Regions from separate parts of the Homo sapiens genome. Here region 2 is linked to region 1. Evidence: chromatin contacts called from ENCODE Hi-C data. All regions are on one chromosome and are shown on one strand. The core of a region is the stretch at or near the end of the contact, and the rest is flanking DNA. Distances in the headings are between cores, read along the strand shown.

Region 1 (3,863 bases), core at 824-3,323:
GAGTTCCAGGCACACAGAGGTTGCTAAATAAACAATCACTCCTTATCCTGTGCTTTTTCTCTTTCATCCCCATCACTCAGCTTCCATTCTCAGATCTAACATATTTGTAAAACCATGTAGTTGGCAATTGAGGCCTTAGACTAAATCTTTATATGAAATTTTAAAGCCCATTACAATAGCACCCACTAATCCAATGATTAGTGGCATGATTCACTGCAAAAAAATCTTCCACAGACTTCTGAAAATATTTTAAAATGTTAAAAAGGAACATGGTATTATTATAGAACTTTTAGTTATGCTATAAAATAAATTTAAAGTTGGCCACTTTCAATTGAAATCTTATAAAAGAGCATATTACATACATTTTTTAACCAGTGGCAAAAGAAGGAAATAAGCGTTGAATATCTTGGTATAAAAACCTAGTATTTCATTTCATGCATCTATCATTCAAGAGGTATTTTAAAAATACAGAGTCATGGTGCTTTTGGAAGTCTAATATTATGACATGTAATTTATATGGACTAATAGCACTATGTTCTCTCAGACATCTTATTTTGTAATATTCAATTTTTCAAGACCTAATATTAACAGAAAGAAGAAAATGTTATAGACAATTCAAAGTAATCTGTCAAGTTTTAAATTTACCAATATTTTTTTCTTGTCTACTTTGGAATAATCACTTCGCTGGTACTATTCAGCAATCTTCATTCGTCCTGTTAGTTTCTTAGCACAAAGATTAATTCCAAATTTCCTCCACTCCACCTCAAATCCACGATCCTTCTTAATACTTAATTCCTTCTTAATATTTTATTTTCTATATTACCTTTGTCTTCCACTGTGGCATTATTCCCAGTAAAGACAAACATCTGTGTACCTTCACCTCCTATTGGAAAAATCATTCCTGTCTCTAGCATGACTGATAGATTAATTACCTCAATTCTCTTTTATCTTCCGTATCTTCCTACGAGTCAACTTGGTCTTAAGTTCCCTTTTACTCAAGCTCCTGTCTCCTCTAAACTGCTCTTCTTAAGACTACCATAATCGACGTGTGAATATATTAGTGTAATCGTGTTTGTAACTTGGTAAAAAAACAAAACACTATTTAGCAAACTGAAGTAACAGAATTTTGTTCATTTTTCTACGGGACATTTTAAATGACCTATTTCTTTAAAGTTTTGTCTGTATTACAGGGCCTTAATGTCTAGTTTCACAACTATATTAACCAAGCCTGAAGCAGGCTACAGTTAGGCAATATTTTCCAATATAAAGACCTCTGATTAAATTCTTACTGTGAATCTTCGGAATTTGGCATGAAACAGAACAAGCATGATTGCACCTGTTCTTCCCTATTGTAAACCATCTTCGGTGTCAACATATACAATAAGTTTTGTGGTATTTCCACCTGGTTTTCTATTTTCAAAGTACCCTTGTATGACACAGGTATAAAAATATTTTGATTCTAATCTGCCATTTTCCTTACTCTCACACTTTTTTGGACGGCTTATAATTTTCGATATGGTACAAAGCTCACTAACTGGTTCTTTGCTAGAGGCCTGCTACTGATACTGATGGTCGCTAAATGCTAGGTACGCCGCCAGTATTGCTCTTACTTCAATACCGACATCGCAGGATAAAGGCAGTCACATTTAGGCGCGCAAGCGCAATTCTTGATTAATGAGCCAAGGCAGACTTCTCAATCCGAGTTTTGAGTTTTCCTTACTTTTCCCCCAAATGCTCTTTTCCTCGGATTTCACATCGATAGCACTTATTCGAGTTTTCACGAGTAACCTGACGCAGGCGGAACCGACGAAGACTAGCCGGCAAGAATCCTACAGTCGCAGCCATCTGCGCAGCGTCCGCCGGGGACGCTCCGCGCGGAAGACCGCCTGTGACTCGACACACTCTCCAGTGACGCGGCCGTCGCCGCACCTGCGCGGCGGGGCGGGAAGGAGACTCCCAGCGCCGGGGGGAAGGGAGTCTACGACTCGGGAGGGAGGTGGGGGAGCAGGGAGGGAGAGAGGGAACAAGGGAGAAGGAGAGAGGCGGACAGGCGGAGGGGCGGAGGGGCAGAGGGGCGGAGGGGCGGTCCTTCCGGAGGTTCTTAGGTCCTTCACTTCCTGTTTGCCGGCACTTCAAAATCCGGGTCAAAGGGTGTCGCTTCGGTCTCTTCTCCCCGGCTGATCCCAGCACTCTCCGTGACAGCGCCTCCTGACTCAGCCCAGGACCGGCTTCTTCTCACGACCTGCTGGAGACTGGACGCCCACACCTGACCCGGAACTCGGAGGCGTGCTTCCTCCACCCGCCGGCTAGCAGCCCCGGGCCCTGAGCTCCCGCCGACGCCGCTGGGGGGCCCGACAGGCCCCTCGGCGCTGATGCTGAGTGGGATCGAGGGCCCGGGGCGGCGGCGGAGTACGGGCCTCTGGCGCCTTAGGCCAGCCGCAGGTGTCGGTTCTTAGGCTCTCCAGGCTCGCTAGCTCCCGCCCCGGCTTGGATGGGTCTCCCTGCGCCATAAATGTGGCTGCTGAGGCGGCGGTGGCCGTGGCCCGTCGCGCTGCTGCTGCGGCGCTCCAAGTTCATCTCCGCCCCGGGGCTCTCCTGCCCCACCTCGGGGCTGCCGCCACCCGCTCCTTATCCCCTGGCCCTGGCCTTGCAGCGTGGCGACAATGGACAAGATCCTGGAGGGCCTTGTGAGTTCCTCGCATCCCCTGCCCCTCAAGCGGGTGATTGTGCGGAAGGTGGTGGAATCGGCGGAGCACTGGCTAGACGAGGCGCAGTGCGAGGCCATGTTTGACCTGACGACCCGGCTCATCCTGGAGGGCCAGGACCCTTTCCAGCGGCAGGTGGGGCACCAGGTGCTGGAGGCCTACGCACGATACCACCGGCCAGAGTTCGAGTCCTTCTTCAACAAGACCTTCGTGTTGGGCCTCCTTCATCAGGGCTACCACTCTCTGGACAGGAAGGATGTAGCCATCCTGGACTACATTCACAACGGCCTGAAGCTGATTATGAGCTGTCCGTCGGTGCTGGATCTCTTTAGCCTCCTGCAGGTAGAGGTGTTACGGATGGTGTGTGAGAGGCCGGAGCCGCAGCTCTGTGCCCGACTGAGCGACCTTCTGACCGACTTTGTGCAATGCATCCCCAAGGGGAAATTGTCCATCACGTTCTGTCAACAGCTGGTTCGAACGATAGGCCATTTCCAGTGCGTGTCCACCCAGGAAAGAGAGCTGCGGGAATATGTCTCCCAGGTGACAAAAGTGAGTAACTTGCTGCAGAACATCTGGAAGGCCGAGCCTGCCACACTACTGCCTTCCCTGCAAGAAGTTTTTGCAAGCATCTCTTCCACAGGTAAGGGTCATTATCTTTCAGAATATCTCATAAAAAATCAGTATATGTCTCTCTTGCACACACACATTCACACCATGTTTTCCTCCTGCCCTAAAAACATTCTTAAGCGAGAGCAAATCCTAATACCTCATCCCAAATTTATTCACATTCACTACCTTATTCAGGACGTCACATCGTACTTTAAAAACAGGCAGCGTTCCCATTTTAAAGGTTGAGAACGTCCAGGTCTAAGACCTTTGGCACTAAACAAGTTGCTTAATTACCCAGCCTCTGCTCAAGTTATTTGGAATGCTTTGAGGATGACAGCTACTGCAGAAAGCTTCCATTCATTAGTGACTAATGGTAGCATGATGTTTACCATAGTATTTATTGTACGTGTCTCTAATTTTGTAATGAGTTTTTCCCCCATTTTTGTATTTCCTCATTTTTGAATTAATGGATTGTGCAGTTTGTTTTATTACTGGATTATCCCAGATAACTATGAAGTTTTTAAATAGTGACATTTTTTGTCTACAGTA
Region 2 (3,829 bases), core at 309-2,808, 2.3 Mb after region 1:
TCATTGTCATGCTTTTTTTTTAATAGCTTGAGGTAAAATTCACATACCAAATGATTGACCCATTTAAAGTGTGCAATTTAATGGCTTTTGGTATATGCACAGAGTTGTGCAACCATCACCAGAAACTAGTTTTAGAACAATTTTGTCACCCCATAACCTTTAGCTGTCACTCCCCAGGTTCCTCATTTCCCCAACCCTATGCAAACCACCAATCTACTTTCTGTCTCCATAGCCTTGCCTACTCTGAGCATTTCACATATGTGGAAGAATACAATGTGTGGTCTGTCTTCTTTCCCTTCACGTTTTGAAAGGTTATCCATGTAGCATGCATCAGTATCAGTACTTCATTCCTTTTTATGGCTGAATAATGTTCTCTTGTATGGGATACTTTATACTATTTATCAAGGGAGGGTTTTCAACAGAGGAGTGGCCTGATCCGAGTGGCATTTAACAAGGTTCACTTTCCTGTTGTTCTAAGGAGCAGAGAATGATCAACTGCGTCAAACGCTGCTTTTAGGGAAAATAAGATGAGGCCCACGAATTGACCAGTAAGTGCTCAAATAGGTTAAGGGAAAAAGGAATTTAATTAGAAGACATATTCTGATATACATTGCTGGGAGTGATTTTTTTTTTTTTTTTTTTGCTTCATGTGAAATTTATTCCTCAAAAAAAAATCATTTTTTCTAAACGTAACTCAACATTATAGTAATTATGCAAGATTTTATGCAGCTTCAAGAGTTAGCCAAGAGAAAAGTTGACTCTTGCAAGAAGATATTTTCAATGTCTATGCAGATCAGGTAGGTAAGAGTTAAGTGCGGGGGAGTTGGCATCATCTAAAAGACTGTAGAAATTGGACCAAAAATGTGGAGTTCTAAAGCAGTATCTCCTTATGGCATGCCATTATTTGGAGCAACAAGGTTACCTACTCGAATCACTGGATCCTGAGTTGACACAAAACGCATCTGTTGACTCAGGGTTTGTATAACCACGTGCAGTATTTACTAGGCTATCCAATTCTGGGTACGTACAACTTCTGGGGCCTGCAAATTATTGGAGAGTGAGTGAGGGGCAACGAAAGATAGACATAAAAGGGCGCGTCTCGAAAGGTAACTGTCAACATGCACTCCACGTTTATAGAACGATTCAGTGGGCGCGGTGGAAGCGTTAATGAACATTTCAGAAAATAAACATATGGAACATCGAAATTCACTTGCAGATAATGGACTAAGTCCGCTCCACCGGGACTAAAAAGGCAGGGTTAGGAAAGCCTGAACGCCGCCACACTGTTTTTTCTCCAGGAAGAAACGGGGCGTGGGGCTGCCGGTAGAAGGGGGTGGCTCCGGCCGCTCCCCCGCGCCGTCCTCCGGCCCCGGCCGCGCTGCGCTCACGCCGGCCGGGCCGGGAATTTGGAGAGGATCCCTGGTCGCGCGGCAGCGGCGGCGGCGCGCGGGTGAGCGGGTGAGCGTGTGAGCGGGCGGGCGGGCAGGCGAGTGCGCCGGGTATTGGCAGCTGAGGAGTGGAGGCTGGGCAGCTCCGACTCCCTGACGCCAGCGCGACCAGATCAATCCAGGCTCCAGGAGAAAGCAGGCGGGCGGGCGGAGAAAGGAGAGGCCGAGCGGCTCAACCCGGGCCGAGGCTCGGGGAGCGGAGAGTGGCGCAGCGCCCGGCCGTCCGGACCCGGGCCGCGAGACCCCGCTCGCCCGGCCACTCGTGCTCCCACACGGACGGGCGCGCCGCCAACCCGGTAAAACGAAACAGACCCGAACCGAACTTTCCCTTCATGCCGCGTCCCAGCCCTCCCCTCGGCGCCCCGGGCTTTCCAGCGCCGCCGCCGCCGTCTCTGCACGCGTGGGGCCGCCGCGGTCGTGCTGGGCTGGGGGCGCGGGCAGCGGCGGGAAGGGGGCTCTTTCTGCGCGGGGCGGGCCGCGACCCCCCCCCCCCATGATGGCGCCTCCCGTCTGCTCGGAGGAGCGAACCTGCTACCACGTCTTCTCGCGCCCAGCCCGCCGGGCTCCCCTGGTGTCTTTGTTGGGTCTTCTGCTGTGGGAAGCCCAGTTCCCGGGCCCCCGAGCCTCGGCTCCCGGGCCTGACCGCGCTGGGATCTCCCCGGCCGCGCTCCCCTTCCGCGCGCTCCTCACATCTCTCCCGTGCTGCCGCCGGGCCGAGGCCCGTTCGCGTGGCCCGCGGACCCATTGTGTCCCCCGCGCCGGCGGGGCGACCCCTGCGGGAGCTGGAGGACGACCGCTGGCGCTGCTCTCCAAGGCGCCTGGTGGAGCGGGTCTCGCGGGCGGGGGACCCCGGCGCCCCGGGCCCCTCCACATCCCGCACGGGTTTTCTTCTCGGCCCCAGCAAGCCTCTTTGGGGTCGAGGTCAAGGAAAGTTCGCACCGAGATCCCCTCTAATTTATTCAAAGGTTTGGCGGCGGCGCGTAATTTTTTCCCCCTCTTCCGCCTACACCCGCTGCGTCTCCTGGTGTCTCGTTCCTTTCCCTTTACCGGAGTCGATTGCCTCACTGCATGTGTATTCGTGAGTTCGCGGTTGAACAACTGTTCCTTTACTCTGCTCCCTGTCTTTGTTAGTGTTTCTCGGGGTTGTTTCTGTAGGAAGGTGGGGGTGGTGGGCGTGAGAGACAGATGTGGGCTTGTTTTTCTAGTTGCTGAAACTGTATGAAGGCTTTAAAGGGAGAACGTTTTCTTGATGTGCTTTAGGAGGGGAGGAGGAACAAATGCCTGCCAGATCTCACAGCTACAGTAGCTGAGCTTTTGTTTATTTTGAAGAGCATGCAATTTTTAAATACACGGTGCAAGATAACCAGTAAAGGCGCGTTCCTTCTGAAAATTGAGGCCGGTCTCAGAACCATCTCCTGAGAAAGCATCCTTTTCGTGAGTGCTGAGACAACTGTCCTTTTTCTCTGCCCTCCCCCCTCTTTTCTTTCCATTGTATCTGAAGTTTCAAAGTACGTGGAATGATACAGAAGTTGCATGATTTCTGTTATTTCTTCCTGTTGCTGAAACTCTCAGCCGCTAAATCTCAGAATGCCTCTATTTCAGAACATCTCTGGGTCTAATTGCCTGTTGTGGATAACTTGCCCACACCTCAGTAACACAATGAGAAAACTGTTCCCTGCCCATGTTGATTTTTCAAATTGTTTGTAATTACTTTAAATTGTATTGAAGGTAGGTGGACCGTGTTAAAAAAGAATCGGAACAGAAGTGTTCACTGCCCCAGCATTTTCAATTGGTATAAATATTGTTGCATCAGTGTTATTCTGATGTAGGTGCCAGATCTAAATATGCTGTACTGATTAAAGTGTTTGTTCTGCCCTCTCCCACTCTCTTTCCCATTTGCAATTATTTGCTATTTCTGTGCAGGTGGTGTATCATTGGTGTAATACTGCAGTTCTTAGGAAGGTGTAGCTAGGGTCGTGAGAGATGATTTTTCTGGAGGTGGGTGATGCCAGAGCCTCTAGAGGATCCAGGCAGGATCGAGTTTCTTCTGAGGGTAGGGATTTGTCCTTGATTTAGTTTTGACCCCTACAACCATAGGTATGTAACCAAATACATTTTACCTCTTGCAGTATCCTTTGGTTTCGTATCCTTGAAGAGCTGATGACCTTTGTGTTTTAGAGAAATGACAATTTTTAGGCAATTAAAGACATTGGCCTCTTACACTTCTTGGAATTTTATGTTATTTTTACTAAGTTCATTAAGGCATTAAGAGGAAGTTGTCACATTTTCTCAACTACGTTTATTACATTTATTAGTTAAAAACTAAATTTCACTTTGTAATTTTGATTTCTAGCAATTCTGGGTTAAATATTAAATCTAAT

What was found. Hi-C counts contacts between places; a loop is a spot of excess contacts on that map. Pooled maps may share reads with other maps.
Region 2: a pooled map shows a loop between it and region 1 (14-fold over the local background). The contact joins the promoter of SMAD1 here to the promoter of USP38-DT in region 1. A Hi-C loop is called at or near these places in 2 of 37 single-sample maps with no recorded cell type and 12 of 50 pooled maps.

What each region holds. Positions count from the first base shown.
Region 1 is chr4:143,182,788-143,186,650 of GRCh38, forward strand. It overlaps USP38-DT (USP38 divergent transcript), which reads right to left and starts at 2,074. Exons shown (of 4, transcript NR_185979.1): 1 at 1,721-2,074. USP38 (ubiquitin specific peptidase 38) reads left to right here and starts at 2,130. Exons shown (of 10, transcript NM_032557.6): 1 at 2,130-3,345. The coding sequence starts at 2,664. RefSeq lists enhancers at 1,180-2,065, 2,066-2,950 and silencers at 2,002-2,051, 2,272-2,521.
Region 2 is chr4:145,480,295-145,484,123 of GRCh38, forward strand. It overlaps SMAD1 (SMAD family member 1), which reads left to right and starts at 1,559. Exons shown (of 7, transcript NM_005900.3): 1 at 1,559-1,744. RefSeq lists silencers at 1,328-1,457, 1,628-1,787, 2,128-2,187, 2,278-2,377.